4 separate regions of the Mus musculus genome follow, and regions 2, 3 and 4 are each linked to region 1. A link is a loop called in an ENCODE intact Hi-C map of the cell type or tissue named here. Cell type or tissue: heart. All regions are shown on one strand. Region 1 has its middle 19 kb from the start of Mtif3. Region 2 has its middle 39 kb from the start of Polr1d. Region 3 holds the start of Urad (ureidoimidazoline (2-oxo-4-hydroxy-4-carboxy-5) decarboxylase). Region 4 overlaps Gm35112 (a long non-coding RNA gene).

What was found. A loop is a pair of places that touch in the nucleus more often than their neighbours do. Peaks named below come from ENCODE experiments on the same cell type or tissue, not always from the same donor. Only the 100,000 strongest peaks of a DNase experiment are listed, where the experiment ranks them.
Region 2: a loop joins it to region 1, with 2.5 times the contacts of the local background. A loop is called at or near these places in 6 of 42 quality-filtered maps.
Region 3: it touches region 1 in a loop (8-fold over the local background); 7 of 42 quality-filtered maps call a loop at or near these places.
Region 4: a loop joins it to region 1, with 2.5 times the contacts of the local background. A loop is called at or near these places in 4 of 42 quality-filtered maps.

Annotation. Positions count from the first base shown.
Region 1 is chr5:146,978,474-146,986,473 of GRCm38, reverse strand. It overlaps the pseudogene Gm46936. Among named protein-coding and RNA genes, the nearest start is that of Mtif3, 19 kb to the right of the region's middle. In heart, no CTCF peak of the experiment used is centred here; a DNase peak (open chromatin) is centred at 3,073; H3K27me3 peaks cover 3,490 bases.
Region 2 is chr5:147,112,591-147,120,590 of GRCm38, reverse strand. No RefSeq gene overlaps it. Among named protein-coding and RNA genes, the nearest start is that of Polr1d, 39 kb to the right of the region's middle. In heart, CTCF peaks have their summits at 925 (motif pointing right) and 4,762 (motif pointing right); no DNase peak of the experiment used is centred here.
Region 3 is chr5:147,315,710-147,323,709 of GRCm38, reverse strand. It overlaps Urad (ureidoimidazoline (2-oxo-4-hydroxy-4-carboxy-5) decarboxylase), which reads left to right and starts at 1,270. Exons shown (of 2, transcript NM_001039678.2): 1 at 1,270-1,553. The coding sequence starts at 1,379. In heart, CTCF peaks have their summits at 6 (motif pointing right), 3,822 (motif pointing right) and 5,450; no DNase peak of the experiment used is centred here; H3K4me3 peaks cover 154 bases; H3K27me3 peaks cover 7,216 bases.
Region 4 is chr5:147,289,303-147,297,302 of GRCm38, reverse strand. Gm35112 (a long non-coding RNA gene) reads left to right here. Exons shown (of 4, transcript XR_868711.3): 2 at 2,693-2,780; 3 at 2,886-2,983; 4 at 6,815-7,119. Among named protein-coding and RNA genes, the nearest start is that of Gm35112, 4.7 kb to the left of the region's middle. In heart, CTCF peaks have their summits at 3,020 (motif pointing right) and 3,983 (motif pointing right); no DNase peak of the experiment used is centred here; H3K4me3 peaks cover 276 bases; H3K27me3 peaks cover 5,456 bases.

The DNA of each region.
Region 1 (8,000 bases):
CTGCCGGGGGAAGTGGAGGAGGATAGCGCTTTCAGCTTTCAGGCTGTGGAGACGAACGACTCAACAACTCAGCTGCACCGCAAGGGAAAACAGGCTTTGCTAACTCGCTTTCTAATCAGGATCATGAGACGTTTTACAAATTAACCACTTTCCTCCAACACTTACCATATTGAGTGGCTCTAGGTACAGCCATCAGGGCGGACTCTGCCATCTGCATTTAGAAAATTGCCTATACATTTATTAAAGTGAAATTCACCCATTAATTAATGCCGTTCCCCCTGAAGACTCTCATTAGCACATTGAGCTAATTGCTGAAACCGCAGGCCCAAGGGTTGGTGGCGGGGATTTTTTTTGTGTGTGCTTTTTTTTTTTTCCTCCTATTGCAGTAAAATTCGCTCCAGCTTTACCCTTTGTGTGATTTGCAAAAAGATATGACGGTATGAGAATAAGCTTTGGCAGCAGGAACTGAGTCAACTTGCAGGGTCCTTTTCCTTCTGTGTGAGGTACGGACAGCTGGGTACCGCAACAAGGGATCCTTCAAGCATGAGATTGGCCCCAGCGCGTAGCCAGCGCGGTGCCAGTGCCCCGGATGTTGGGCTTGGATGGTTATGAGACCGATTTTGGAAGAGATTCCCAAGGCCCGTTTGGAGTGTTCTGCCGTACACTGTATCTCTTCTCTTCCCCAGCATCCTGTGGCTCTCATGTCCTTTCCAATAAGCAGATAACAAAGAGGGCTCAAACAGATCAAAGGGGCTTAGGTGTGTTTCTATCGGTGGGAGGAAGGCATCCGGCACACCGGTGCACTCTAGAGACAGGGCCTTCGAACTGTGGTACAGACCCGCCCCGTGCCTCCCTGTTAGCCCCAGTCCTCAGTGTTTCAAAGATCTTTATTCACTCTAGCAGGCCGGAGGCCCTGGGTTCGTGTCCCAGCACCAGCAATACCCAAACATCAACAATATCCTGCTGGTTGATTAGGCAGGAACGGGACAAGCTTAATCTCTTACACTCCACAAATGGTGTTTGAGGTTCGTATTTCCAAGCTCACTTAGCATGTTGCCCCGTGGCACCCCACAGTGGATCCCTGGGATGTTGGGGTAGTGAGATAAATAATGAAATTCCCCACCTATCCTCTAGGTTCCGATCCCCGGAGCTTCAAATGTTACCTCACATAGCAACAAGGGAGGACTTTGCAGATGTGACAAGGTAAGGATTGGAGACTGGAATGGGATCCAAATTATCCAAGAGGCCTTGACAGCCACTGGCATCCACAGGAAAGCAAGACAGAACATGAGTAAGCCAAAAGCACGTACAGAAACTCTGGAGCCCACTTAAATCCTCTGCAGGAAACAGAAAACTTTCCCCTAGGCTCTCCAAGAGAAAGGCTTTGAACCTCTGGCTGCCAGAATTGTAGGAAAAGCAGGGTGTGAGGTTCACAGCTGTTCCAGTTGTGTTCTCTTGCTGTGGGAAGGACACAAGGAAGCCACCAGGTTGCCTGGATCGGGTAGAATGGAAGCTTGGAGCCGCTGGACTTTCTTGCCTTACAGACAGGCTATAAGATGCAAACATTTACCCTCTGAACAGCAGGAGCTGGGTGACAGGATAGCTTCCACCCTCCAGGGTGACGCTGACAATCTGACCTTGGGGAGTTAGAGCTTGCCTCACTTCCCCACCTTTAAAGTGGTACGAATGCCTGATTCCTATTGGGTAACTTGCCAGGGTGAGATGAAATCTCAGGTATCGTACATGCCGCACACAGCAAATGCTGTGCACGCAACAGTCTCATTGTCACCTCCTGGACAGTTTTCTACTGTAGGAGTGGCACCCACTGTCCCTGCCTGAGTCTGCCCTGCCCAAGATGATGAAAGACAATATAGATCAAAGCATCAAACCCGGGTCTACACATGAAATTAATTTATGACCCAAAGTAATTTCACACAATATTATTAGTGTGTGTGTGTGCGCGAATTTTGAGTGTACTGCCTCCTTTCCCTGAAGCAAATACCAAACAACTCAGACAAAGAGGAATTTCACTGCAATAGAAACTCACACGAGCACACTCACACACACACACTCCACACACACCACACACACACACACACACACACACCACACACACATGCTCTTCAGGCTCATTGTAAATTATATAAATACTGCTGCCTCACACTCCTGGCTGACCATCCCTTTAAGGTCCCTAACCTAATTATACCACTAAAACCCCCTTTGCTCTGTAAGGGCCCGCAACCACAGATTTGAGGGTTTTTATCATCATCTTTAAATGTTTTAGGGACTGCAACTCTGTCACCCTCCTGCATGTTCAATACCTCTTGCTGCTTAAAAAGTGGGGGGCTGGAGAGATGGCTCAGCAGTTAAGAGCACTGACTGCTCTTCCGGAGGTCCTGAGTTCAATTCCCAGCAACTACATGGTGGCTCACAAACATCTATGAAGGGATCTTCTGGCATGACTGCTAAAAGGTATGGAGACCTTTAATCCCAGCACCAAGGAGGCAGAGACAGGTGAATCTGTGAGTTCAGGACAGCCAAGGCTACATGGTCTCAAATAAGCAAACAAATAAAATCCACTAATCTGGGACAATAATTCTGTCATGAGCGGTAGCAGGGTGAAATTTTTATTTCAAGAACTTTCAGACGGGTGTAAAAAGATCTTCCAGCACATGGCGGGAAGGGACCCATTTTCTCAAAGAAGGGGTGGCACCCGAGATTGTTTTTCTGGTGAGTTTAGCTAAGTCGGCCACAGCCCCCACTTTGTAGAGCAGCCAGCTGGGATAGAGGTAATGGTCTCTGCCTAGGAAGCCCAGGGCAATCAACAGTTTCCTTTGAAAGCAGAAACATCTAACAGGCACAAAACATTGCTTAAATCCAGAGAAGTAAGACTTCTTGTGGAGGAATGGCCTTCAAACCATGTACGGTTCATCTTTGAAGACCCTCAAGATTCGAGTCCTGCCCAGTGTCTGCAGCTGCATGGATGCCTGAGAAGGCTAGCATTAAAGACAAGGGAGCCGATGAGTGGTCAAGGCAGGTTTCAGGACGACTTTTCAACAGTGACACCCAGTGGCCGCCATGTGAAACTGCAGGCCTGGCTCCTGGAGACTTCGGCAGGTAGGGTCCATGGGGAATCAAGCGCTCCTAAGCAGCTCAGCTGGCAGACTTGTTAGAAGGGAACTTTGTGAGGGGCATACGAGGAATCAGAGAGGCTAGGTAAGACCTGCTACTGGGCATGGGTGAGGGTGGCTTACAAGATACACCTGGCTTCTTTTCAACTTCCTTAGTGACTCCCATTCTGAAGAGGAGGGTCTTCTGCAGTGAGCACCCCATCTGCAAGGCCTGTGCCGGTGTGTGGCCCGCTGTGCCCCTTCACAGGTACCCTACGCTGTTGGGTAGGTGCACACACCCAGGGCCCAGAGTGCCCTCAGGACTCTGGGGCTTGTGAGCCCAGTTAAGTTTTTAATTTTGCCTCTCTTTTTTGAAACAGGGCCATACTATGTAGCCCAGACTGGCCTCAAACTCATGATGCCCCAGCCTCAGTCTGCCAAGGGCTAGGGGATTAGAGATATGAGACCCCATGCCAGTTTCTCTATTAAAAACATAGAGTGCTTTTGCTGCGGATGTTGCATGCAGAGGAGATGTAGATAGAATCCATCTCAGCAAAAAGCAGACATTTCCTCCCTATTTGCTCGGAGTTCTGCTCTGTGGAAGGAGAGTGGTCCGGGATGTCCTTATGAATGAAAAGGGGGGTTAAATGCATAGATGGAACCAGCTCTACTGACAGCCAGAGAGGAAGTCCCCAGGGAGACATCCCACATAACAGACCTTCCCTTGTCAGCCTTGGGGGCCCAGCTCATAGGTCCTCCCGGGAGTCCTGGCTGTGCTCTGTCCCAGTGTTTCTCACTGAACGATCAGTGTGTGAGTTTATGTCTCTCTGCTGTGGAGAAAGGGACTGGTCAGACCTGTGGCTCTGGGCGACCAGGGATGTGGCCGGTTCTTGGCTCTAAGCTCACCTGCAGAGGAAAAAGTCCTGGCCCCCAGTCAATGGTGACTTGACGGTCACGCTGAGCAATCCTTCCGGTAGGAATCAGTTCCATGGTCAGATTGCTTCTATGAGAATGATCCACTGCTGGAGACAGGGAGGGTGTTTGTGTCTTGCAAAGATCTCTGTACCTTAGAAGGCACCAGAGATCCAGAACTCCCAACACCCTCTCTCCAAGGGAAATGCTGCCTTGCCTGTGTGTCTGGGATGCTTTTGGGGAGCAGATGTGTTCTGAGCCATAACAAGCTTTAGGCTAGATCTGCAGTGTGGGAAGAGAGAAGATTTGAAGCCTCATAGAGCATAGGCAGTCTGGGCTGCTTGACTCTGTAAGTCCCCTGGACCTGCACGGTGGGAAGATGAGTCCTTGATGAGAGGAAGGTGGGGTTAGGGTGTGGGGTACCTCACACAGAGTCAGCCTCTAGCTACACCCACCCCCAACGTCCTTGATGAGAGGAAGGTGGGGTTAGGGTGTGGGGTACCTCACACAGAGTCAGCCTCTAGCTACACCCACCCCCAACATCCATACCTCATCTAACTCCCGCCTATCCAGCGGCTGTGGTCTGGTGGCCTTCCCTCAGAAGCCAGGCTTACGGAAAGCCTAAACACTAGGCCAGGCTCTGATGATGAAGGGAAGGAAGGCTCAGGGTTATCTAGATGTGCAATGGCAACTATGAGCCATGCAGTGTGGATACACAGAGTACCCTGAGAGACACCGGCACTCCTGACCTTAGGCAGGTAGAAAGAGGAGAATCCCTGCCAGGCCGGGCTGTGGGGGAGTGAGGAGAATTGCCAGGGGCAGGAGCCAAGAGTGTGGAGCTGAGGAAGCACAGGGAGGCAGTCCCACAAGGGCACATGCTGGCCAGCAGGGCAAAGATCAGGACCTTCTTGCTCCATCTGGGCACAGCGGGGTGGAGGGGAGAATACAGTCAGATCAGCGTATTCAAGATGGACATTCTTACACACTCCAAGTAACACTAACAAATAAGTGGATACGCAAGCTCTGCCTTAAAGAGAAAGAAGCCCTGGCACCACTCTAAGGACAGGCCTCACGTATCTCCTCTGGCCTTTGAACCTCCTGGGGGAACAGTCTGTCTTCCAGAATGTCAGCTTGCTGTTTGTCCCACTGAAGCTGAACTTGTCAACCGCCAGGTCTGAGCACAGCCTGGGATACAAACCACTTGTTATCCTATGCTGAGTGGTGTCCCAGAGACTGGTACCTCAGGACCAGTGCTTTCCACAGTTTCAGGCTAGGGCTATTTGATGTAAGAATGGCTAAATGAGTCTAGTCATGGCCAGGTAGCCAATGCACAGCAGACCTGTGGGAGGTGGGATTTTTGAGAACGCTATCTGACCAATCCGAGTCTTCACCTATCGTAGAGTTTCATGGCTGTGAAGAGACACAATCCCCAAAGCAACTTTCTTAAAGGACAACATTCAGTTAGGGCTGGCTTACAGTTTCAGAGGTTTAGTTCATCATCTTCCTGGTGGGAAATATGGCAGCATGCAGGTAGATTTGGTGCTGGAGAAAGAGCTGAGAGTTCTATCTACATCTTGATCCAAAAGGCAGCTAGAAGGGAACTCTATTCTGTCCTAGGCAGAGCTTAAACATAGGTCACCAAAGCCCATTCCCACAGTAAGGCACCTCCTCCAACAAGGCCACACCTCCTCCAACAAGGCCACACCTCCTCCAACAAGGCCACACCTCCTCCAACAAGGCCACACCTCCTCCAACAAGGCCACACCTCCTGATAGTGCCACTTCCCATGGGCCAAGCAGACTCAAATCACCACACTATCACAAGAAAAAGGCTTCCCCCATAGGCAGCATGCTCCAACTTCCTGGGTTTGGGACTTTGAGGATCATGATGAAAGGCCTGCCATGTTAACATTTCCACAGGCTATCCAAAGCTGACCTGTGATGGTGACCGTGGAAGAAATACTGGCTTTACATATGCAGTAGTCCCTTTCCCCTTAAACACTATTTCAATTATGTCTGGTTAACTATGGTCTGAAAACGTCAGATGGGAAGTTCTAGAAATACAAAATTTGCAAGTTTCAAACATCTTTTATTGCAGCACTGTTCTATTTTGTAATCATTGATGCTAATCCCAGCTGTCACAACAGATGCTGTGACGTGCAGGCCCTGTGTTTAAGCAGGGACTGTCAGACGTCCTTAGCGTCACCCCCTTCCTCATTCTCAGAGACATCTGCCTCTCTGTGTTTCCAAATGAGCACAGTGGGGAGGCCAGAGGCAAGTGGGGTGTGCCTCCCCTGCACCCCAGAAGCAGAGTGTTTCTGTATCACGTGTCAAGGTGGTCCTCAAACACACAACTGAGAGCCGGGAACTGTTCAACCCAGTTGTACTTGCTAAGGGAGAGAACAATTTATTCTGTTGAAAAAAAAAAGAGAGAGTTGGGTTTGAATCTGTGGCCATTGAGTTCAAGGCCAGCCTGGTCTAGAGTGAGTTCCAGGACAGCCAGGGCTACACAGAGAAACCCTGTCAGCACCGACCTTAAACTCAGGAGGTTGCCACCAACCAGAGAATCATGCATCACCCCCAACCCATGGAGTCACCACTGGCCAGTTGTGCCTCCTGACTTTGGATGTTCCTCGACATCGATTCTTCACGTTTTACCTTCTGCCACCCTCAGTTTGTCTCCAGAATGTATATTTCTGTGTAGCCCTGGCTGTCCTCAACTCACTCTGTAGACCAGGCTGACCTTGAACTCAGAAATCCACCTGCCTCTGCCTCCCAAGTGCTGGGATTAAAGGCGTACACCACCACTGCCTGGCACACAAAGCTGACAGCCTGTATGCAGTCCCTGGGAGCCACATGGTAGAAGGAGAGAATCAACTTCTGTGAGCTGGCCTCTGGTTATGTCTCTGTGTTGTACCTGTGGCCGGCCCTCACATGTGCACAAACGATGAATAAGTAAAAGTAATTTTGAAAAATTAAACTGGCCGGGCAGTGGTGGCGCACGCCTTTAATCCCAGCACTCGGGAGGCAGAGGCAGGCAGATTTCTGAGTTCGAGGCCAGCCTGGTCTACAGAGTGAGTTCCAGGACAGCCAGGGCTACACAGAGAAACCCTGTCTCAAAAAACCAAAAAAAAAAAAAAAAAAAAAAAAAAAAAAGAATGAATAAACTGTATCCCAAGAATCATCAATGGGATTAACAATTCACGCTGTCTCGGTTCCTGTTCTGCACATGCGCAGTTGAGGTAGCGATCCGACCACGTCTCTTGTTTTCATCTTTTACATTCTTCTACCACAAAGACGGTCAACGTGCCTAAAACCTTAAGGACTTTCTGTAAGAAATGTGACAAGCGTCAGCCTCACAAAGTGACCTAGTATAAGAAGGGCAAGGATTCCCTGTAAACCCAAGAATCGCAAGCAGAGTGGCTACGGTGGGCAGACAAGGCCAATTCTCTGAAAGAAGGCCAAAACCACGAAGAAGATTGTGCACGGGCTCGAGTGTGTTGAGCCCAACTGCAGATCCAAGAGGATGCTGGCCAGTAAGATGTGCAAGCATTTTGAACTGGGAGGAGAGAAGAAGAGAAAGGGCCAAGTGATACAGTTTCTAAAATTTCTGTTGTCTAAGGAAAATACTGAGGCAGTACAAAAATTACCTGTTAGAAAATAGTTATTGTCAGTGATATTAAAAAAAAAAAATCACAGCCAGGCTTAGTGGCACACGCCTTTAATCCCAGCACTCGGGAGGCAGAGGCAGGCAGATTTCTGAGTTCGAGGCCAGCCTGATCTACAGAGTGAGTTCCAGGACAGCCAAAGCTACACAGAAAAACCCTGTCTCAACAAACAAACAAACAAACAATCACAGTTGATATAAAAAACAAACAACAAACCAGCCAGTATTGTAGGCTTAGATTTTTCAAAACCTACTTTAATAAGGGTTCATATACACTTCAACTTACCTTCTAGCCTGTCGACCAAAGTTATG
Region 2 (8,000 bases), 130 kb before region 1:
GTATGATTAGTTGTCCTAGCTTAGGGCCAAGAGGAGCCACAATTGACCAGGAACAACCACATGAATTGATAGTCAAATCTAATTCAGAGAGACCTGTGTCTGCATTCTTTCCATAGTTTACATATTAAGGGGTCTGGAGAGATGGCTCAATAGTTAAAAAAAAAAGTGCTGGATATTGTTCCAGAGGATCTGGGTTGGAGTTGTAGCTCCCATGTGGTGGCTCACAACTGTCTGGCCCCAATCCCAGGAGATGTGAGACCCTCTTCTGGCCCTGAGAGCCTGTGCATATGTGGTGTACAGAGATACATGCAGGCAAAATAACTGCACCCATCAAATAAAAATGAAGAGGAAAATTAAATATTAAAACAAGCCAAAGAACAGCTTTATCACAGAGAATAAACTAAGCAGAAGAGTCCAAGGAGTTATACAAGGAATAAAACTCAAATTTCAGATTTCTCCCAGTTAAGTAATAATTTTGCATTTATACTGCAAAGTCACTGACTTAATATTGATTAGTTTGAAATCATTAATCACGTAAAATTATATATTATAATAGATATAAATATATAACATGTTATAATATAGTATAATTACATATTTATATATAATATATTATATTATATAATTATGTTATGGTAATTTATTATAATGTATAACTGTGATTTTTTTTTTTTTTTTTTTGGTTTTTCAAGACAGGGTTTCTCTGTATAGCCCTGGCTGTCCTGGCACTCACTTTGTAGACCAGGCTGGCCTCAAACTCAGAAATCCACCTGCCTCTGCCTCCCGAGTGCTGGGATTAAAGGCGTGCGCCACCACGGCCGGCTTAACTGTGATGATTTTTAATTTATTTAAAGATTTGTTTATTATATTTGTATTTATATTTATGAGTGCACTGTAGCTGTCCTCAGACATACCAGAAGAGGGCACCAAATCCCACTACAGATGGTTGTGAGCCATGTAGTTGCTGGGAATTGAACTCGGGACCTTTGGAAGAGCAGTCAGTGCATTTAACTGCGGAGCCATCTCTCCAGCTTCAATTACTAGAGCGGTAACTCAGAGATAGATTGCTTCACTGGTACACATAAAGCTTTGGGTTTGTTTCTAGAACTTCCGCCACAAGACAGGTACAAAGGCTGCTGAAGAAAACCACAAGCAAGGGGCCAGAGTGAGCGGGGCTGGAGCGTCCAGCTGTCGTCCATCTTCACCCAGATTCCTGACCTTTCTCATGTAGGGGGAAGGCTGTGCTGAGGTGGCTGTTTAGTATCTCCTATTTAAAACAGCCACTAATTAGCTGACCAGGTAGTGAAGTCATTTGAATGATTATTGTAAAACAGGATTTGGGGGATCATTTCAAAGCTCTAAGGACTTAGGCCCAAGTGTTGTGACACAATTATTTGACACAGGAGGAGTGCATGAGTTTCCTTTGGCGGGGGGGGGGGGGGGGGGCGGGGGGCGGGGGGGAGGGGGACACGGACGGACACTTTGTTCTAAATCAAGGGTCTGTGGTTAAAGACTTGGTTGAAGACCATGCTTGTGAAGCCACAGAGCAGCAATGTGGAGGCACTGGGCAAGCAACGAGCTGGGATGCAAATATCACAAGGCTGGTGTTAGAAACATCTATCTATCCAGGGCCAGGATCCAGACTCATCTCCAAGGAGGCCCTGGACATCCTTGTGACTGTTCAAAATGAGCGTAATCATTAGGAGCTACCCAAAACCAATGTAGTAAGCAGTAAGTAATAATACCAGTGGACACACACACACACACACACACACACATGCACGGAGAGCCTCTGTGCCTATATACACACACACAGACACAGACACGGAGAGCCTCTGGGCACACACATACAGACACACACACACACACACACACACACACACACACACACACACACGCACAGAGGGTCCTGATTCTGTTTGTTGAGAGATGAAACCCCCTCCTGCTACATTATCCCATTGATGGAAAACATTTACATCTCCTTTGTTAGTCAGTTTTCTGTAGAAATTTTATAACCACAAGGCAGCTCTATTTGGTTGCTGTGTTCCCTGAGACGTGTGGCTGAGGGGCTAAGGCGCATGTTTTCGTTCCAGAGCCAAAAAGTTGTGGCCTTAAACTTTAGTCTGTCATACATCAAATCTGCCAAGCTTTTCCACTAGAGTTCATGGTTTTTAAGTTCATTGTAAATAACTCAGATTGATTTTTCACAAGAGCGGGACGGGGCGGGGCGGGGCGGGGTGGGATGGGGGGGGGGCGGGGCGGGATGCTTTACCCTAATGTTGTGCACTAGGAACTATAATAATATTCATTGTCAAGTGGATTTCTCAAGAGGGAAGGGGGACTTAAATGAATAAAAATACTTCAAGATTTAAATCAGTGTTTTGTGGGTTGACTTTGTTTTTTTTCTAACTCTAGTTTTTGTTCAGGAGAGAGAGACAGAGACAGAGAGAGAGACAGAGAGACAGAGAGAGAGAGCTTTGGCAGGGCTGGAGAGATGGCTCAGCAGTTGAGAGCGAGCACTGGATGATCATACAGAGGACCTGGATTTCAATCCCAGCACCCACATGGTGGTTCATAACTGCCTGTAATGCCAGTTTCAGGGGATCCAACGCCCTCTCCTGGCCTCCTAGGGCACTAGGCATGAGTGTGATGTGCATACATATGTGCAGGTAAACACATAAGTAAAAATAAATTAATAAATTTTGCTGGGTGGTGGTGACTTAACCTTTAACCCCAGCACTTGGAGGCAGAGGCAGGTGGATCTGTGAGTTCAAGGCCAGCCTGGTCTACAGAGAGAGTTTCAGGATGGCCAAGGCTGGACACAAAGAAACCCTGTCTCAAAAAAAATCCAAAATAACTAAATAATAATAGTAATGATAATGATAATGATAATAATAATAATAATAATAATAATATCTTTAAGACAACCCAGTGGTAATGTTTCTCAAGAGATAGGCACTAGCCAACTTCTGACACCTTTAAGAGTCACTTGTTGGAGAAGATGGGACCTGAGTAAGCCCAATAACTCTGAAAATATTTTCAAAGTAACCAATCCCTTGCATGTCCTTTCCCCAAAGCATTTCTCTGAGCAGAGTCATTGCAGCTTGCTACTGTGCATCAGCTACCATTTTCTTCTGGAAGCAGAAGCTCTATGGTGACTGGGAATAAGGACCTCTCCTGAGAGCTGGGGATTGCTGGGTGGGGTGGGGGTGGGGCAGCCAGTGCTCAGGAAGACTTCAGATGCGAAACAGAGAAGCCAGGCGCAGGCTGCAGGGATGAGCTTCTCCAGTGTGTAGCCAGCCACTGGCGTTGCCTGTTTTCTGCTTGCCTCATTTCCAAGCCAGGATACAATGACTCAAAAGCAAAGCAGGGATACAATGACTCAAAAGCAAAGCGGGCAGGGAGGAGACTGTCGTTCTTTGGATCCCGAGGTCCCCAGCCAGCCTGTTTTCTTCATTCTTCACAGTGCTGTTATGTATGGGAGGGAGTGGGACCTTTAAGAGGTGTGGTCTACTGGGAGATGACTCTGTGTCTATGTGTGTGTTGAACTCAGGACCTCTGGAAGAGCAGTCAGTGCTCTTAACCGCTGAGCCATCTCTCCAGCCCTCTGCTCTGTTTTCTAAAAGACTTTAGCTGAAACAAAGGAAAAGTATATTTTGAAGGTAAGGATATGTTTGCCCCCAAAGTTAACTCTTTGCTTAACAGCTAAAAAACATCTTTTTTTTCTTTTAAAAAGTGAAGGTGCTTACAGCTGTGCACATCGCTCTTAGGACTGCTCTCACCGTATCTTGGGTTTTAGTGTGTCACCCGTTTTCTTAGTTCGCGTGTCTTCCATCTCTCCTATCCCCTCTCCACTTGACTCTCTCTATTGCTGAAACTATCTACTGTGTCTCGTATTCCTAAGCTTTCAGTGTATGCTTCCTTTTACTGAATTCCTTTCTCTTCTCCTGTATTGCTTGCTTTTCCATTCAGCTATTTATTTGTGTCCTCTTTGGATTCATTTACAACTTTACTTGTGTCTACTTTGACGTGGTTAGACAATCTTCTGTTCTCCTTAAAAGTCCTTGTCAAGGGGCTAGAGAGATGGCTCAGCAGTTATAAGCACTGACTGCTTTTCCAGAGCTCCTGAGTTCAATTCCCAGTAACCACATGGTGGCTCACAACCATCTGTAATGGGATCCCATGCCCTCTTCTGGTGTGTCTGAAGACAGCAACAGTGTATTCATCCATTAAATAATAGTGGTAGTAATAATAATAATAATAAAGTCCTTGTTGAGAATTTAATGTAATTTACTCTTAAAATATTTTTTAGAATTATTTAATTGTATGAGTGTTTTATGTTTATTTGTATGAAAGTTTGTCTATGTATCACATGCCTGGTGCCGGCAGAGACCACAGAAGGTGTCAGATCCCCTGGAACTGGAGTTACAGATGTCTGTGAGTTACCATGAAGATGTTGTGAATTGAACCCAGGTCCTCTGGAAGAGCAGTCAGTGTTCTTGCATGTGGAGCCATCTCTCCAGCCCCCTAATTTACATTTGTGGGGGGAAGAGGTTGGAGATATCACTGTAAAACTGGTATTAGGAAGCAGAATTACACTGCCTTGACTTTCCATGTTAACTTATTATTACTCCGTGCATACACAAGTGTGATGTGCATGTGTTTGTGCATGCATGTGGGTGAGATGCGTGAGTATGATGGGTATGCCTGTGAGCATACCTTTTGGTCTATATGTGCACCACATGTGTGCAGTGCCTCTAGACACCACAAGAGGGCATCAGATTCCCCTGCAGCTGGAGTTGCAGGCAGTTGTCGGCTGCCTGGGTGCTGAGAATTAATTTAGGCCTTCTGAAAGAGCAGCCAGTGCTTTCAGCCTCTAAGCCATCTCTCCAAACCCACAGCTAACCTCTCCACCCACCGGGGTCTCTTTCTGTAATCCTGGCTGTCCAGGAACTCACCATTACACTTGGGTTGTCTTCGAACTAACAGAGATCCGCTGGCCTCCCAAGTGTTGGGATTTAAGGAATCCACCACCCCACCTGGCTCTCACAGTAAACTCCTTAAAATTCTGGTAGCTACTTAGTCCTTAGACAATAGTCTTGGAAGACACTACAGTGTCTTCCATATAGAAAAGCATGTACTTCAAATCAAGAGTTTAAATTACTCTATTCTGATATATCACTAAGTTTCCTTGAACTATGGCACTTGGCCAGACCCTCCAGAATCATATGCAATGCAGTGTAGCTGCATGCATACATGGTAGGGCATGTAGGTGCATAAAGCCCTGGGATTGACTCTCAGCATTGCATAAATCAGGTGTGGTGGTGGGTGTCTATAACCCCATCACTCAGGAAGTGGGGGCAGGAGGGTTACAAATTCAAGGTCATCCTTAAGTAGACTTTGAGGCCAGTCTGGGATAGATGAGACCCTGTCTATAAAGAAAGTACTAATAATTTGCCGTTTAAAATCATATAAAGAAAGAATGTGACATACATTTGTCTTCTTTTTGTCTCTTAGGAATAAAAAAAATGTGTAACTTTTGTAGCAAACAAAACAAAAAAACAACAACAACAAAACCTTAAAAAAAAAAAAAAAAAAAGAGTATGTAAAAAAGAAAAGACTCCCAAGACTACAGCGCCTCTCTGTGGTTCTGCCCAGTACTTTCCCTCACAAGTCACAAGGGCTCCGGGCTTTCAGCAGCTGCAGCTCGGGGCGATCCTTGGGCTGTGAAACCTTTTGTGTGCAGTGGCAGGGAAGGATGCTAAGGACTGAACGTGAGGACACTAGCAAAGCCATTTTGCTTTAAGAAAAATTCCTCTCAGGGTGGCGCAGTCTGTGCTGACCATTGTCATTTTCTTTCCTCATTTCAGTGGTCTCACCTCACTGTCTTTTGGTCTGGCTTGTACCGGTGACATTTTGTGTTTGCTTGTCTTAAGGCATGGCTTCACTCTGTAGCCAGGCTGGCCTGGAACTTACTATGTGTCTACGCTGACTTCAATGTAATGGTTAGGCTCCTCCCTCAGTCTCCCAAGTCCCGAGATTTCTTGTATGGGCCACCACGCCCAGCCATGACGTTCTTCATCATTCTGTTTGCCTGCATGCACTGCAACTTCCTTTGGCTGTTTGTCATGTCTCTTTACCGATGGTTTAAAGTGGTTTGGGTTTTAGCCATCGTGTTACCTACCCAAACTTTTTAGTACTGTGATGAGAGAACTGAGCAAAACCTCGTAAGGAAGGAGAGGGCAGTTTGGATCAGCTTCGGAGTTCATTCCATTTACAGCAAGGAGGGGGAGGCAGGGTCAGAGTTTGCCTTGTTGGAGCCAAGAAACTGAGAAAACACCCCCACCCAAAGCTTTCTCCTTTGCCCATTTTTATTCTCTCTGGGTTCCTAGCCTGTGGAATGGTTCAGGGAGAGTCTTTACCTCTTAGTTAACTCTTTCTAGAACTCCCACATACACAGCCAGAGGTAAGCATTGAGAATCTCCCAGGTGCTTCCCAAGCTGGCCACTTTAACAAGCATGATGATGAGTAAGTCTACCTTGTGCCCACTTGACATCAGTGGCCTTCGATCAGATTTCAGTTCTGGCCCCCAAAAGGCTCAAAACCACAACACACACACAGGCCACCTCCAAGAGCTTCCACAGCCTCAGCAGTGCCAATGGCATTAGCAAGCTCAGGCTCAAAGCTTCCTTGGAGACTGAGGCGAAGTCTTAGATGTGATAGGATATTCAAACAGAAGACCTTTAGGAGGGAGAGAAGGAGAGACAGCATCTGAGAATAAGTGGGTACGCCTTTCTGTGTGTTGTGTTCGGTCTCCTTGCCTGCCTTGTACGCCTATCTGGGTCCCCAGCTATGGGATGGTACAGCCACATCCATGGTGGTCTGCCTGCTGTACCCACTCGTCTCTGGGAACACCCTCCCAGATATACACAGAGGTGTGCTTCACTAATGTCTTGGGCACTTCTTAATCTATCTAGCCAGCCATCATGTGTGCCTTGCTGTGTCTTCCTTCACGTCTCTGTGTTTCTTAGCCTTGGAGTTTGTTGAGCTTTTTGTGTTTGTGCATTTACAGTTTTATTCATTTTGTTTTGAGACAGTGTCTCACTTGTAGCAGATCCAGAACAATGTAGCTTAGGCTGGTCCTGAACTCACAGCAATCCTACCTCATTTTCCAAAGTGTTAGAATTGCAGGCGTGAGCCGTCGATGTGAGCAAGCCGCCAGTGTGAGCCATTAGTGTGAGCCGTCGGTGTGAGCGAGCCATCGGTGTGAGCCATTAGTGTGAGCCGTTGGTGCGAGCGAGCCATCGGTGTGAGCTGTCGATGTGAGCAAGCCGTCGGTGTGAGCCATCAGTGTGAGCGAGCCATCGGTGTGAGCCATTAGTGTGAGCCGTTGGTGCGAGCGAGCCATCGGTGTGAGCTGTCGATGTGAGCAAGCAGTCGGTGTGAGCCATCAGTGTGAGCGAGCCATCGGTGTGAGCCATTAGTGTGAGCGAGCCATCAGTGTGAGCCGTTGGTGTGAGCGAGCCGTCGGTGTGAGCCATCAGTGTGAGCGAGCCATCAGTGTGAGCCGTTGGTGTGAGCGAGCCGTCGGTGTGAGCCGTCGGTGTGAGCCATCAGTGTGAGCGAGCCATCGGTGTGAGCCATTAGTGTGAGCCGTTGGTGCGAGCGAGCCATCGGTGTGAGCTGTCGATGTGAGCAAGCAGTCGGTGTGAGCCATCAGTGTGAGCGAGCCATCGGTGTGAGCCATTAGTGTGAGCGAGCCATCAGTGTGAGCCGTTGGTGTGAGCGAGCCGTCGGTGTGAGCCATCAGTGTGAGCGAGCCATCAGTGTGAGCCGTTGGTGTGAGCGAGCCGTCGGTGTGAGCCGTCGGTGTGAGCCATCAGTGTGAGCGAGCCATCAGTGTGAGCCGTTGGTGTGAGCAAGCCGTCGGTGTGGCTTAGATTTTGTTATATTTGGAAAACTTTTGTCAGTACTTTTGCACGTTTTTCATGATTTCTTCC
Region 3 (8,000 bases), 340 kb before region 1:
GATTGTACCAGCAGGGGGCGCCCGAGCACCACAGTTTCCGAAACAGAGTGTCAAACACCAGGTTTGACTTGTTACTGCCCCTTGGTACCTAGAAGGGCAAATATTGGGCGAAAGGAAAACAAGGCGTCTTTGGGGAGAATTTGTCCAGGGTGCAATCGTTTCTGGACTCGCGATAATGAGCGCTTTTCGTGCTTGTTCCTAGTCCCACACTGAGTTCTCCTGAGATCAGAGCCCCTCTCCTTCCCACACACTAGGGCAGGGGCGCCTCTCTTTGTGGCGCATGCCCCTACCCCACCCCCTTGCTGTGGTCTGTGGTCTTTCTAATCTTTTCTAGGCTGTTTCCCCTCCCCGCTCCCCCCTCCATCCCCCACCCCACCCCTACCCCGTGAAGAACACCACCAGTAACAGCCTTAGATAAACTGCTGCTGTGATAAAACACTTACCAAAAACAATCTAGGGAAGGCAAAGGTTTGTTTCAGTTTATAGTTTATAGGCTGTTGTTGAAAGAATCCAAGCCAAGAACTCAAGGTGAGAACCTGGAAGGCAGATTCAACCCTCTCTTCTTGGGCACAAACACACACACACACACACACACACACACACACGCTTGTACACATACAAAATACACCTAATTAAAAAAATATTTTTTTAAACGAGAGAAGATAGCACACTCCACCAGAGGCACCTTACCCTGTTCTGTTTACACTAATTAAGTCTATGTGGTGTTAAGCATTTAGAGTTCAAAGAAAGATTAAAACGCAGTGCCTGTGCTCTAGAGCAACAGCAAGGACAGATGAGGTGCTTGTGAGTTACCGTGTGGGTGCTGGGGACAGAACCAGGGTTGTCCCTGAGGACACTGTCCTGGTAATCCAGGCAGGTCACAGGGCCACCTGTTTGGTCTGCATGTGGTACACAGATTACATGCAGGTAAAAGCATACGTGCACACAGACAAGATGGTAATGGCACCAAGTGTCTGTCTCATTACATACGGCCACCGCCGCCACCTCTTGTTATGGCAATGCCTCGGGTGGAATCATTCTTTCTGCAGAAGTCTCTGCTCTCCTGATCATAGCCTTAAGCGGAGGTGGCGGATAGCTCAGTATTCGGGTGCTCCTCGAGCATGCGTGAGACCCTGGGTTCTGTCTCCAGCACACATATTACCCCTACCACCAACAAAACAGTTAAACCTGTGTTTCTCATCGCAGGACCGTTCTGGATAAGCTCCTCCCAGAGATATTTAAACCAGGGTCAGCTGCCCTTGCACAGGGCCAGCATGTGTGTTCAGCAAACACAACCCATGAGGAGGAATTAGCTCACTCGCTCGATGAGAGCGGACCACAGGCAGGGCAGAACACTGCCTCCAGTCCAGGATCAGCCATGGACATGGTGAAGGTCAATTCCATGGACTTCGGAGAATTTGTGGATGTGTTTGGGAACATTGTTGAGAAATGCCCTCTGATTGCCGCTGCTGTCTGGTCCCAGCGTCCATTCTCTGGCTTGGAAGACTTAGAAAATCACTTTTTTGCCTTTATTGATGCTCTCCCGAGATCAGGTAAGACTTCAGGACCGTGTGCGCGAAGTCATTTTCAATATTGTATATAAAAATATTTTAGATTACTTTAGCCTCCTTACTCAGTTATTTAGCCGGGATTATTAGAAGGATCAGTAGACATCCTTTCAAACGCTAGTCTCTTGAAGGTGGACACAAGAACATGGGGGCGGGATGGGCAAGGTAGCATGGATGGCCGAGGACAGCGGAGGCAGAGGGAGGACAATCTCTGAGGTCGAGACCAGCCTGATCTAGAGCGAGTTCCAGGACGGCCAGGGCTATTGGAGGTCAAGAATGGGAACAGGGCAAAGGCCTTGGTGACTCAGAAGCTGAAGGCCCACTTTGGCAATGCCCTGGATGAAAGAGAGGATAGCGAGGACCTCCCAGGGACCCCAGAGAGGAACGGGAAGCGCTGAGCGATTTTCAAAAAAAAAGGGCCGGTTTGGACCAGACAAGGATGCATTCATTTAGATCCCAAGACTCTTTGCAGAGAGAAGTAAAATGGGAGCAAAGCAATGTTTTCTGGGGAGAGTGGGCCACAGGGTGGGGAGAAGAGGGGGTAGAGGTTTATTCAGGATGGCACAGCGGCCGAAGGTCCAAAGGTACATAGTCCCTGTTCATAGGCTACTATGGGTTCTGAGAATAAACCCGACATGCCCTTGGGGAACAAAGTCAGAGGGTAGGAGTCACCTGCCCTTGAGACTGTTCTTAGTCTTCGGTCAGGAGGGTGGTCTCAGGACAGAGCAGGCACTCGCAGCTGCGTTCAGTATGGCTGTGACACTCTGTGGATTCTCAGACTCCTCTGTATGGCTGCCTATGAGAACTTACAGAGGAAGAGCACAGGTCCAGGTTATAAAATCAAGCTGAGGACTGGAGAGATGGCTCAGCAGTTAGGAGCACTGGCTGCTCTTCCAGTGGACTGGAGATCAATTTTAAGCACACATTCCCCACCCCCCAAAGATGCTCGCAAAGGCGTCTAACTCCAGGATCTGGTGTCCTGCTCTGGCCTCCGTAAACACCAAGGACACATGTGATGTGCAGACATACATGCAAACAAAACACTCAAATATGTGAAATTTAAGTGTGTGTGTGTGTGTGTGTGTGTGTGTGTGTGTGTCTATCTGTCTGTCTATCTGTATGTATGTTTGCAAATCAACTAATCAACTCAGGGTCTTTCTTGCTTATCCTGGGCACTCTACCACTAAGATGTACTCAATCTTTTTCACAATGTTTCTAGAACAGAGAGAGAGAGAAGAGGAGAGGAGAGGAGAGGAGAGGAGAGGAGAGGAGAGGAGAGGAGAGGAGAGGAGAGGAGAGGAGAGGAGAGGAGAGGAGAGGAGAGTCTCAATGTATTTGAAGGGTCATTTAAAAATCCTTAATGGGAAGTGGTGGTGAACACTGAGAAGGCAGAGGCAGGCAGATTTCTGAGTTCAAGAACAGCCTGTTTTACAGACTGAGTTCCAGGACAGCCAGGGCGCTCTCTATACAGAGAAACCGTGTCTTGAAAACAAAAACAAACAAACAAAAATCCAACATGCCTGTGCATGCCAAGTGTACCACATACACGCAGATGCCTACAGAGCCAGAGGAGGGCGGCAGATTCCCCTGAAACTGGAGTTATGGGCAGATGTGAACCATCTGATGTGTGTGCTGGGAGCTGAAGCCAGGCCCTCTGCAAGAACAGCAAGTGTTCATCACCACTGAGCCGTCTCTCCAGCTCGATCCAAAGGCTTTTGAAGAAAGTAAGCACACTAGGCTTTTCTAGATTATCTAAAACAAAATCTAGAAAGATGCGCGTGTGCATGCACATGTGGTATGTGTGATGTGTGAATGTATGCGCATGCATAGGGGTGGGGTGCTGATTTCTTCAACTGAGGTTTCCTCTTGACAGATGACTTTGGTTTGTGCCAAATCGACCAAAAGGAACCAGCGTGTGTGCGTGTGCGTGTGCGTGTGTGTGACATGGAACTCTTCCTGGGTAAGGATTTGTTTGGATTATCTAAACAAACAAACAAAGGAGCGAAGAAACTTTCTCGCCGGACAGTGGTGCCTCATATTTTAAATCACAGCACTTGAAAAATAGAGGCGGGTGGATTTCTGTGAGTCTGAGGCCAGCCTTGTCTACAGAGTGTGTTCTAGGACAGCTGGGACTACACAGAGAAACCCTGTCTTGCCAAACAAAATACTTCCTTCCTTTCACAGAACTGAAAATTGAATATTTGGAGGCAAACTGGAGCTGACCTTCCATTTAGGTTAAGCTATGATGTGTAATGGCCAGTAGATGGCAGTACAGGATTAAGATTGGGCTCAAGCCCTCCTTAAAGCTCCAGCCAGTTATTCTCTCTGCTTCAAGCAGAGGCAACAGTCCTGGTAGAGGAAGAAAGGTGGAAACTCAGTACTGATTTGTGTCCAAAGTCAAAGACTGGGTTGGGGAAACAACATACTAAGCTACATCTCCAAACCAACAGCAATAAAACTTCTCTCTCCCTCTCCTCCTTCTCTCCTTCTCCCCCCTCCCTCTCTGCCCCACTCCACCCCCGCCCCCCCTTCTCAATTTCTCTATCTTTCTTTCTGGTTCCCTGTCTCTTCACTCTGCCCGTATCTCTCCATTGTGTCTCTCTGTCTCTGCTTGTATCTCTTTTTTTTCTTTGTTTTGTTTTGTTTTGTTTTGTTTTTTGAGACAGGGTTTCTCTGTGTAGCCTTGGCTGTCCTGGAACTCACTTTGTAGACCAGGCTGGCCTCGAACTCAGGAATCTGCCTGCCTCTGCCTGGGATTAAAGGCATGCGCCACCACTCCCGGCTGCTTGTATCTCTTTCTTCACCCTCTGTCTCTCTGTCTTTGTCTCTAGCAAATAATATGCCCCTCCCCCAGGGGTGTGTGTGTGTGTGTACCTTTGCCATACCAATACCATTGTGTGGACTTTTGGGGGAAAGCTGTATAGAAGCTGCGTAGGCACAGGGAGATGGGTCAGGATGCTACTGCAGCCAGCCGTTAAAGGTGAGAGGAGAGGTTGTTTGGACTGTGGTTTAGGGGAGGGGGCTTAGAGAGAAGCTGCTGGATCCTTGCTGTAGAGTTCAAACTGAAGTCAACAAGATTTAGGAGGTGGGTTTGCCTGAGGGAGATCAAAATCAAGGAATGCTAGGTAACTTCCCAGTGTGTGTACATGCATGTGTGCACGCGTGGGCGTGTGTGCATACATGAGGTTGTAGAAGTGAAGTCTGAGAAGAGAACAATACAAGTGAACTCAAAACACCAGAATCAGGAGCTAGAAAGATGGCTCAGTGACTAAGGGCACCTACTGCTCTTGCAGGGGATCCCAGTTCAATTCCCAGAACCCACACTGTAGCTCTAAACGACCTGGAAGTTCAGCTCATGGGGTCAAATGTCTCTTGACTACAATGCACTCACCTCTCTTTCTTTCACACGCGCGCGCGCGCGCACACACACACACACACACACACACACACGTGTACATAGTTCAAAACAAAGAGACCACAGATGGAAACCCAGTGTGGTAGAGCTTATTCATAATTCTAACACTTTGGAGGAAGATCTGGGAGTTCAAGGCTGGCCTTGGCTAGATGAGACCCTGCCGCCAAAAAAACGACACTGTGGCTAAGAAGAGCAACTACTGCTCTTGCAGAGGATCTGAGTTACTTCAGCTCCCAGCACCTACACCCAGGACTCACAACCAGTCATTCATGGGCGCTAGGCATGTGCGTGAACATGCTTACATTCACACACATGTATAAACACACACAAAAATTAAAATAAAATAAATATGTAAAAGAGCTCCTTTTAAAATAACGGAGTAAATTTTTAGCAAGAAGAACGCTGGTAAAGGAACTGGTCTTTGCTAGGAAACACAGATGGTCCATTGTGTCAGGACTGGGAGCATATGACAGGGCAATGGGCAGTTGCCTCTTGCCCAGGGGGCGCTGTTGCCTACCCTGCCCTTCTCCTATGGATTCTGAAAGAGCGCAAATCTCCTATGTGCAGACACCTGTGTCCTGCGTTCTCTGTAACTAACACCCACCCTACGTCTACTCTGTAGTTATGACACCCAGTGGCATAGCTGGAGAGATCAGAATTTCCACAAAAAGTTTAAGAGGTGGGTGAGGGACTGGAGACTGTGCGGTGTTGGGCCACCCAAGTAGGGAGACTCAGGAATGCAGGCTGGCCATCCACAGTGTCCAGCCTCCCGCTGGGATTAAAGGGCACAGCTAGGGTACCTTAAAGGAGATACTGTGTTGGTGGGGACTAGCAAAGGCCCTTGCTGTGGGCCTGTAGGTAGATGCTATCCCCGGCAGTACCCAAGGCATCATGATTTGGAGCAGTGAAGGTGGGGTCTTTGGCTGGGCAAACCACCTTTGTTTCTTCTGAGTAGGTTACCATCCCAGAGTTCAACTGAAAGGGGTGTGTGTGTGTGTGTGTGTGTGTGTGTGTGTGTGTGTGTAAATTTCGGTTCCACTAATTTAGTGTCTTTTTTTTCCCCCCTGCCCTTTGCTCTACCCTATTCTGGGCCACTTTTCTTTCCCCTCCTCTTGTCCTCTCTGCAAGAGTAGAAAACACATCTCACTGTTGGGTGAACATTAACCCAGGCGATGCTTTCAAGAGTGAAGATAAACCCTAGGAAGAGTGAGAAGAGAGATGTAAGGGCAAGAAGGTTTGTGGGACACTGCTAGGCAGCGCTCTCTGGCTTCAAGCTCCACCCATGCGCGCTGGGAGGCTGGTGAGGGACAGTGAGAGAAAAGACCTCCCCATTTCCTAGAATCCCACCTATAACTACTTCATTGACAGCTTGGAGTGCCCGGGAGGACGTACAGTAGAACAATTGGATCCCCCTTAGGGAGGGGATTCGGGGGGGGGGGCTGTTTGAAACTCAGAATAAGAGAGGCTAGATTGGGGGTGTGCAGTCTTTTAGTAGCAAAGAGATGCCTGACTCCCCTGCAGCAGCCCCAGCTGTGTGTCCATCCTGGAATTGGGTAGATGTGGGGCAACCCTGCTCAGGTCCTGGCGTGGCACCACCAGCCCCTGGCCCCCTGGGTGGGGAATTTAACACTCACATTTTCGCACCACACGGAAAAGCCCGGCTACAAGCTACAGTACAGAAGAGAACTCCCAACTCTGGGTGGCCTAGAGTCAGGGTACCCATGAAAGGGGAGTCAGAAACAATGGTGTTGGAAGACTGGGATTGGTGGCCTGACTGTCCCTTATGTTGGGGGGGGGGCTGTGGGTTTAAAGGGAAGGGTACACCTGTGACCTAGGGCCGATGATCTCACGTTTGTTTTCTGAGTCCTCAGTGAATGTCCGTTTTTAAAATATTTTTTATTTTTTATTTTTATTTATGAGTGCGTTTGTCACTTGTTTTTGTGCTTCGGTATCCAAGGAGGTCAGAAGAAACTGTCCAGGATTCCTCTGGAGCTAGAGTCCCTTCTATGAGACTCTAGCCATGAGTTAGCTTTTGCAAATGCTTTTTTTCCCCATCTTGTTATTGGGGAGGGGGGATGGGGCGGGGGGGGGCTACATTTGAGGAAGCGAGGGCTGCACCATGTTTAAAAGGGATTTTCCTCTTTGTGGGGTATTGAGATACATTTACTAAAGGACGTTTGAATTATTTCCCATTTCCAACAAAGCTTCACTTATTCCCACTGCCAAAGATAGACACCTGCTTAGTGAAGATGGGGGATGGGGGCTGGCAGTTATACCTTGTGGTTCCACTTTCGTGGACTTCCTACTAACATGAACTGCTTGGACATTTGGTGCCAGGTTGTGGGGAAACCAGTTATAGTAAGTTAGGTGTGAGGGCCCTTCCTTTTTACGGAGAGCTGTCCTTCTGGCCACATTTGAGATCTTATTGATCCCTAGAATTCCATTTCGTTCTTTAGGGTGCTTAAAAGACACAGTGTGCCAGAACACCCAAGAACCCCCTGGTGTTGGCATTAGAAACCCCGGTGCTACACCATAGCTAGGCTTTCAAGGCCTCCATGAACAAAAGCTTTTGTCCACTTGGGCTCTTTTGGGTTCTGAAGTCAGTAGGAGAAAGAATCACAACACAACCCCAGAAATGGGTGTCCGTCATTAAACAAAACAAAAGAAAGCAAACAAAACAATAACAAAAGGTCGAGCCACTTTCATACAAGGGCGGAAGAAATCCCGGTGAAATGAGTTTCTTTGCCCTTAATCGACCGGTGAGGCTCCTTGGCTGTCTCATTCCAGAGACCCAGAACTCAGAGTCACAAAATCTGGGCATTTATTTGTCAAGCCCCTTGGATATTATCCCCTGGACCCACCCCGCCCCTGTCTTTTCACCTTTGAGACAGTACGAAGCCCATTCCAGGGCTTTTGGCGGAAGTCTTCGGGCCCTCGCATCCGGCCCCCTTTCAACATCAAAGCCCCCCTGAGAGCAAAGGACTTTGAAAAGATAGGAGTAGCTGGGACCTCTTATC
Region 4 (8,000 bases), 310 kb before region 1:
AGGATGTTATGAAGTTAGGTATAGAAAACAGCTTAGAATGTATTATTACTATTATTGTGAGGCTGGGTTTCTCTGTATAGCCCTGTCTGTCCTGGAACTTGCTGTGTAGACCAGGCTGGCCTCAAACTCACCTGCCTCTGGAGTACTGGAATTTAAGGCATGTGCCATCACAACCCCCCAATTCTGAACTTCCCCCCCCCCCCAGACAGGGTTTCTCTGTATAGTCCTGGCTGTCCTGGTACTCACTTTATAGACTAGGCTGGCCCCAACTCAGAAATCCGCCTGCCTCTGCCTCCCGAGTGCTGGGATTAAAGGCGTGCACCACCACGCCTGGCTTTTTTATCTTTTTTTTTTCCTGAATTTTTTAAAAAAGGTAATTGTTCTTATTTTGCCTCCAGACATGCATGTCCCTGTAAGAATGTCAGGTCCCCTGGAACTGGACACAGTTGTGAGCTACCATGTGGGTGCTGAGAATTGAATCCAGGTCCTTTGGGAAGAGCAGTCAGTGCTCTTAACTGCTGAGCCATCTCTCCAGGCCCCCAGTTCTGAAAATCTTTTTTTTTTTTTTTTTTTTTTAAAGATTTATTTATTTATTATATGTAAGTACACTGTAGCTGTCTTCAGACACTCCAGAAGAGGGAGTCAGATCTTGTTACGGATGGTTGTGAGCCACCATGTGGTTGCTGGGATTTGAACTCCTGACCTTTGGAAGAGCAGTCGGGTGCTCTTACCCACTAAGCCATCTCACCAGCCCCCTGAAAATCTTAAGAAAAAAAAATTAAGCTAGTTTTAGTGGTCCACATCGTTTAATCCTAGCACCCAGGAGGCAGAGGCAGGAGGAATCTCTGTGAGTTTGAAGTCAGCCTGGTTTACAGAGTGAGTTTGAGGATGGCCAGGATTACACAGTGAGAGTCTGTCTTCACTTTTGTTTGTTGGATATAGGCTCTCACTGTGTAGCTCTGGCTGTCCTGGAACTCACTAAACCAGGCTGGACTCAAACTCTCAGAGTTCCCTGCCCCTGCCTCTTGAGTGCTGGGATTAAAGGTGTGTACCTCTACGCTGTGTCTGAGATCCTGTCTTAGGAAGAAAGAAAGAAAGAAAGAAAGAAAGAAAGAAAGAAAGAAAGAGAGAGAGAGAGAGAGAGAGAGAAAGGGAGGGAGGGAGGGAGAGAGAGAAAGAAAGAGAGAGAGAGAGAGAGAGAAAGGGAGGGAGGGAGAGAGAGAGGAAGGAAGGAAGAGAGAAAGAAAGGAAGGAAGGGAGAGAGAGAGAGAGAGAAAGAAAGAAAGAAAGAAAGAAAGAAAGAAAGAAAGAAAGAAAGAAAGAAAGAAAGAAAGAAAGAAGAAGAAGAGCAGGCTTAGAGTAGCACACACTAGACATTCTTTTGGGAGGAATCCAAGCAAAAAGGGAGGGGGCTGGCGTATGCGTAATCTTTTGTCTTCTTTGTCTCTACTACTCAAACACGAACATTTGCCTTAACAACTGAGCATCTCCAAATTGGAATTTGTGACTAGCAACAGCAGGTATTGATACTATCAGCTAAGTTACCAAGCCCTGGAGTGAAATGACCAGTTTATTTCCTGCAAGCTCCGGAACAGCTGATGCTTGACATTTTCCCAGGGATGAAGCGGGCTGCTCAGTCATCTCTCCATGCACATACATTCCCGTGCACAGTAATGCTCAGCTCTCATGCATTGGGCTCATGTGGCCAGTATTTTGGTGGTAGTAGAACCCCAGGGAGTTCACGGACATCAGTTTTAGCTTCTTTTCTCTTTTCTCGGGGCTCATGCATTGTCACAGGACGTGTGAGGTTAGCCGCTTATTGTCATAGCACCTTCTACCTGTAGCAGGAAGGACAGTGTAAGCTTTCGGAAAAACAAACAACAAACAAACAAACAAACAAAAACGCTACTTGAGGGCTAGAGAGATGGCTCAGTGGTTAAGAGCACTGGCTGCTCTTCCAAAGGATCGGGGTTCAACTCCCAGCACCCACATGGCAGCTCACAATCATCTATAACCCAGTTCCAGGGGATCTGACGTCCTCACACAGACACACATGAGGACAAAACATCAACAACATCAATGTGCATAAGAAAAAAATACATAATTAGAAAATGCCACTCGAAAAGAAAATCCTCTTTAATTTCAGGAAAGCAAACACAGAAAATAAGAGTTAATCACCGTTATATAACATACAGTGCTCTGTTATGTGGCATCTAGGTTATTTGAATTTATTGATCAGTGGTAACATCCAAATAAAGATTAATTACCTCCACCACAGATTTAGGAGTTGTTAAAAGTGACCTGGGCCACGTGGCTTTAATCCCACCACTGGAGAGACCGATATAGGTGGATTTCTGTACATTTGAAGACCAGTTTAGACTATATCTATCCAAGCTTCAGGCTGGCCAGGGCTACACCGTTGAGACTCTGTCTCAAAGAAACAAAGCAAAATAAAATCCCTCAAACGAATTAAATAACTAAACAAAGTTACTTTAGACCAACAAGAAGTAGCCTGAAACTCAGGAAGTAGCTGAGGCTGGCCGGCCTTGAACTCCTAATCTTTCTGCCTGCCCCTCCTAAGTTACAGGCATAGCTCAACAACAGCTTTGGCCCACAACTTTCAGTTTATTCCTTCTTCACTCTACCCCGGAGAAAACAGTTTGAATTTGAGCCTGATTTTTTTTTTCTACAGAATTCCTAATTGTCCGAAATATACTTGGGGAAGCACCGACCACATATCATAATACCCGTGTGCAACCAAGCCACTACGGAGAACAAAGGTCAGCCGACTTCGCGGCAAGTACCTTTACCGACTCAGCCATCTCGCCAGCCCCACTGTTTTTAATTCGAAACGCTAAGGCAGCAGCCTTGTGTATCTCCTCCAGGTAACAGGAAGAAGTCATTCCAGCTTCCTGAAGGCACAGCCCAGGCTTCTGCGCCTTCCCCAAGGTCAATGGAGCAGCCTGCCTCCCAAGGCACACAGGTGAGTCGCCTTCCTCTGGAGGAGGGCCAGAAGGCGGCGCTCTAGCCCCGGGAATGTGTGCCCCGGGAGCGGTCACAGCGTCTCCCTAAGCGTGGCGACCCGCAAAAGACTGCAGGAACTCAAAGCCCTTGCACCGCCTCTTCCAATGCCTGCACCTAGACGCATCATTGTGAGATTCAGAGCACTTTTTAGCACTTCTTTGAGGAGCTTAGTTCCGATGAGAGCCTTTTCTAATTACTTGTCTAATTAAACGCTGACTTTTAATAGTTATATTTATTTTTAGAGATAGGTTCTCACTGTCGCCCTAGCTGGACTGTAACTCCTTAAGTAGTCAAAGCTAGGATCTGCCTGCCTCTGCTTTCCAAGTGCTGGGGTTAACTAAGGACATATGCCACCACGCTCAGCTGTTTATATGCTAATTTAAAAATAAATATTTATGTGAGTTTGCTTGCCTGAGTTAACATGATTAGAAGAGAACAACATCAGATCCCCTGTAGCTGGATATGGTTGTGAGCCTGTGGGTATTGGGACCAGCATTCGGTCCTCTGCAGTCCTAGATTCCCTCCCCCCCCCCCACCGCCCCCGCCCTGTGGGGTCAGGGTAAGGGTGGGGTTGAGACAGGGCTTCTCTGCGTATCCCTGGCTGGCCTAAACCCAGGCTGGCCTCGAACTCACAGAGATCCTCCTGCCTCTGCCTCTCTGCCCCTCTGCCCCTCTGCCTCTCTGCCTCTGCCGTGCTGGGAATAAAGGCAGGGGCCAATAGGGCCCCAGCTTGATTCCCTCAATTTTAAACAGCACAAGCCTCTAAATTCGGAGCAGCGGGCAACTGGCCATCCGGCGCTGACATGCCTGGGGCTAGGAGCACCTGGAGTGGCCTCAGGCCAGACCCTGCTGAGGGCCCCAGGCTGCCCAGCTGATTTGTGCAGCTGCTGCAAATCTGTCCCTGCCAATCACCTATCCCAGTGCCGTACTCTTTTGCGGCCGCATGCGCACAAGGGTCCACTAGGGGGCGCTTGCTGCTCAGGCTGAGCTCAGGGAACCCTGCGACTGGAGAGCAAGGTAGGGCAGTTTGGGCACAGCAGGATTGAGTGGCACCCAGGGCCGAGCAGCAACACTCCGCCCCTGTCTCTGCTTCTTGGCTTGGTGGCCAAGGACACCAGGCTGGGGTCAGCCTTAGGGGGATGTTTCATGGCACAAGGTGTGAATGGACCTGCACATTTCTGCCTTTCCGGGTTGCATGTATATTTTCTCCCCTGACTCCTCTTTAACAACTGAAGGCGAGGTGTGCAAGCTGTGTGTACCAGGACCAGGTCCAATCTCATCTCAGCCAGAGGGATGCCTCTGGTTTGCCTCTCATTGTCATCAAGTCTTGCGCAGTGGCCTGCAGCTACCGTGGGTGCCATTGAGCCCAGGAATTTAGCCAGTCTGAGTAATGTAGCAACAGCCCCTCCTCCCCACCCCTCAACTCCAGACGTTTTCCTGGCTTCTGGCAATCTGGTTTCTCCTCTTGGCTTAAATTAGTGGGTCGGAGGACTGGTGTCAACCTGGGCCCCTTTTGGGGTGTGGAGAAGGACGAATGACTCAGTCGTGTGTCACAGCTAAATAATTTACTCAGGGCCCTCTCTTTGGGGAGTTTCCTTCCCCGCACCCTGCTTTTGACTTCCTGCTTTGTGAAACCCTGGGAAGAGAAAGGCTGGGTTTTAATATAAGTTAATGTTTACTGTGGCGGAGACACATGTTTCTCCAAACACCTACCCTTGCGCTGTTCTCCCCACTCCCCGCTTCCTCTGAGTAAACCTCTATCCTCCAGCGAGTCTTTCAGAAATGGAGCCATGACTTGGACACGAGGGTACATTCTGAAAATCGGGAGTCTAGAGAGTAAGAAGAAGGGCAGTTGGGCCCTGTTCTTCTCCCAAAACCACATTCTTTCCTGGTTTCCAGCAGAGCCGAGCCTGTGGCAAAGGTCGGGCTTGTACACAGTAGCTGCCACAGACAGGAGTAGCGCCCCCTTTCCGGCTAGCCTCGCCCCGACCCCTTAGAGGGCTGGAGAACACAACCTTAGAGATAAGCAGAGGCAGGCTCGGTGGGGGAGAGGAAGTGGCCAGCAAGCCAGCCAGCAGAAGTGGAGAGGCAAATTCGCTGAGTTTCAACACCCAGAAAAGATGTTAAAATGGGTGGGTGGGAGACACCGTACAAAGAACACCCCTGTCAAAGCCTGCCTGGGGTTGAGGTTCTATTAATGCACACTAACAACTCCCTCAGACATTTCCTGCCAACGCCAACACATTTAAATGGTGCAAGGGTGAAAAATGGGAAAAAATATGCAAACGTTCTTTCATGACTGTGTACATTCTAGCCGGCTGGGTTATTGATGTTGCTCTGGCTTAAGCAATTCCAACCAAGATTTATGTGTGTGTGAGCTGGAGAGATGGCTCAGCTGTAAAGAGCTCTTGCAGAGGACCTGGGTTCAGTTCTCACCACCCACACAAGGGTCATGACTCAGTCACTCATATGGTGCCCACTGTAGATATGTACGGGAAAAAACACAACCGGGAAAACAAAACCAACAAAAATACCCAACACTAAATCAATCAATCAATCATCAATCAATCAATCAATTTTAAGTAAAAAGAATTGTATTGTATACTTACACATATATGAAATAGTCTTTCTTTTCTAATATTAAAAAAACATAAAAATGGAAACTAAGTCATATTTACTTCTCTATCTTCTTCTTTTTTTGTTTTTTTGAGACAGGGTTTCTCTGTGTAGCCCTGGCTGTCCTGGAACTCACTTTGTAGACCAGGCTGGCCTCGAACTCAGAAATCCGCCTGCCTTTGCCTCCCGAGTGCTGGGACTAAAGGTGTGGGCCACCACGCCTGGCTGTAACTTATTTTCTAAATCTGGTATTGGAATGATGTGTTTATTTCCTAAATCATTTTGTGTATGCCCAACAGATACTTTTTTTCTTAACTTCTTTTTTTTTTAATTTAGATTTATTTATTTATTTTATGTATGTGAGAACACTGTAGCTGTACAAATGGTTGTGAGCCTTCATGTGGTTGCTGGGAATTGAACTCAGGACCTCTGGAAGAGCAGTCAGTGCTCTTACCTGCTGAGCCATTTTGCCAGCCCCAGATATTTTTTTTAATATTCATTTTATGTGTACGAGTGTTTTGTCTAAGTGTGTGTCTGGTGCTTACGGAGATCAGAAAAATGACATCAAAACCTCTAGAACTGGAGATATGTATGGGTGTGACCGATCATGTGGGTGCTGGGACCCAAATTTAGGTCCTCCGAAAGAACAAGTGCTCTTAATGGCTAAGCCTTTTCTCCATTCTCACAGCAGGTTATTTTGGATGTCTATTCCATTAGAAAATATGTATTGTGATTTAATTTTTTTTTATATGTATGTGTCTAGGTGAATACATGTGGTTGCCCATGGAGGCCAGAGGAGGTGTGTGAGCCTCTGGAGACAGAGTTATAGGTGGTTGTGAGCTGTCCTAGCGGGTGCTGGGAACTGAACTCCGGTCCCCTAGAAGAGTGGCAAGTGCTCTTAACTTATGAGTCATTGGGGTGGGAGTTTCAGGATTCTTTGGAGACTCGGTTTTCTTGTGTGATGTTTTCTGGAGCTGTCTTACGAGAGGATGTTTTGTTGAGAACAGACACATGCTGTTTTTCTGGGAGCTGCCTGGTGTAAGAGCATGTGACATGTTGCTGGAATGGACGCTTGAGAGGATGCGCCATGTTTGAAGAGAGCATAACCCAGCAGACTGTGGACAAGGCTCTGGCATTGACTCACCTTGCTCTCTTCGCCGATCTTCACTATCAGGACTTCTTAGAGAGAAACACACCAAAGAACGTCTGGTGATATTCCAGCTGCTTCTTCAGGCTTCAACCAGCTCATGCCAAATGGCGAAGCCTTGCCCTTTCTTCTGGATGGAGCCACTGCTGCTGGATCAAGTGGACTGGACTGCTGACAACAAAGATGGGAATTGCCCCACAGAACTACTTCTAAACAGGTCCACGTCCCCATTGTCCTATTAGCCATCTTCCTTCCCTACCTTTGGTCAGTTGGCTCTAAGGGAGGTTTAAGCATTTTAAAACCTTTATTAAATTAGGTTTTGAGAAATACAAGCCTACAAGCCGTCTCTTCAGCTCCCACTCTCAATGTTTATATATCAACACCAGAATTATACTTTCAGTTACTCAGTCATTTCTTTTCTTTTTTTTTTTTAAAGATTTATTTATTATTATATCTAAGTACACTGTAGCGGTCTTCAAACACCAGAAGAGGGTGTCAGATCTCATTACAGATGGTTTTGAGCCACCGTGTGGTTTCTGGGATTTGAACTCAGGACCTTCAGAAGAGCAGTCAGTGCTCTTAACCACTGAGCCATCTCTCCAGCCCCAGTCATTTCTTTTAAATACTTACTATACACAGGATGCTGGGAAACATCAGGAAGTATCACAGACGAGAATTAATGCTCGAGGGTCAGGAAGTGTTCAATTCCTATGGGAGACACTTAACCATTTAAATGTAGGAGTCAATGAACACTTGGGTTGTTGGGTTTAACAATAACAAGTTTTAAAACTTGTAATAGGTAAACCTCTATCTATCTATCTATCTATCTATCTATCTATCTATCTATCTATCTTAGGGTTTTACTGATGTGAACAGATACCATGACCAAGGCAACTCTTATAAGGACAACATTTAATTGGGGCTGGCTTACAGGTTCAGAGGTTCAGTCCATTATCATCAAGGCAGGAGCATGGCAGCATCCAGGCAGGCATGGTACAGGAGGAGATGAGAGTTCTACATCTTCATCTGAAGGCTGCTAGTGAAAGACTGACTTTCAGGCAGCTAGGATGATGGTCTTAAGCCCATGCCCACAGTGACATGCCTACTCTAACAAGACCACACCCACTCCAACGAGGCCACACCTCCAAATAGTGCTACTTCCTAGGCCAAGCATATACACACTATCACACTATCACACTATCACACTATCACA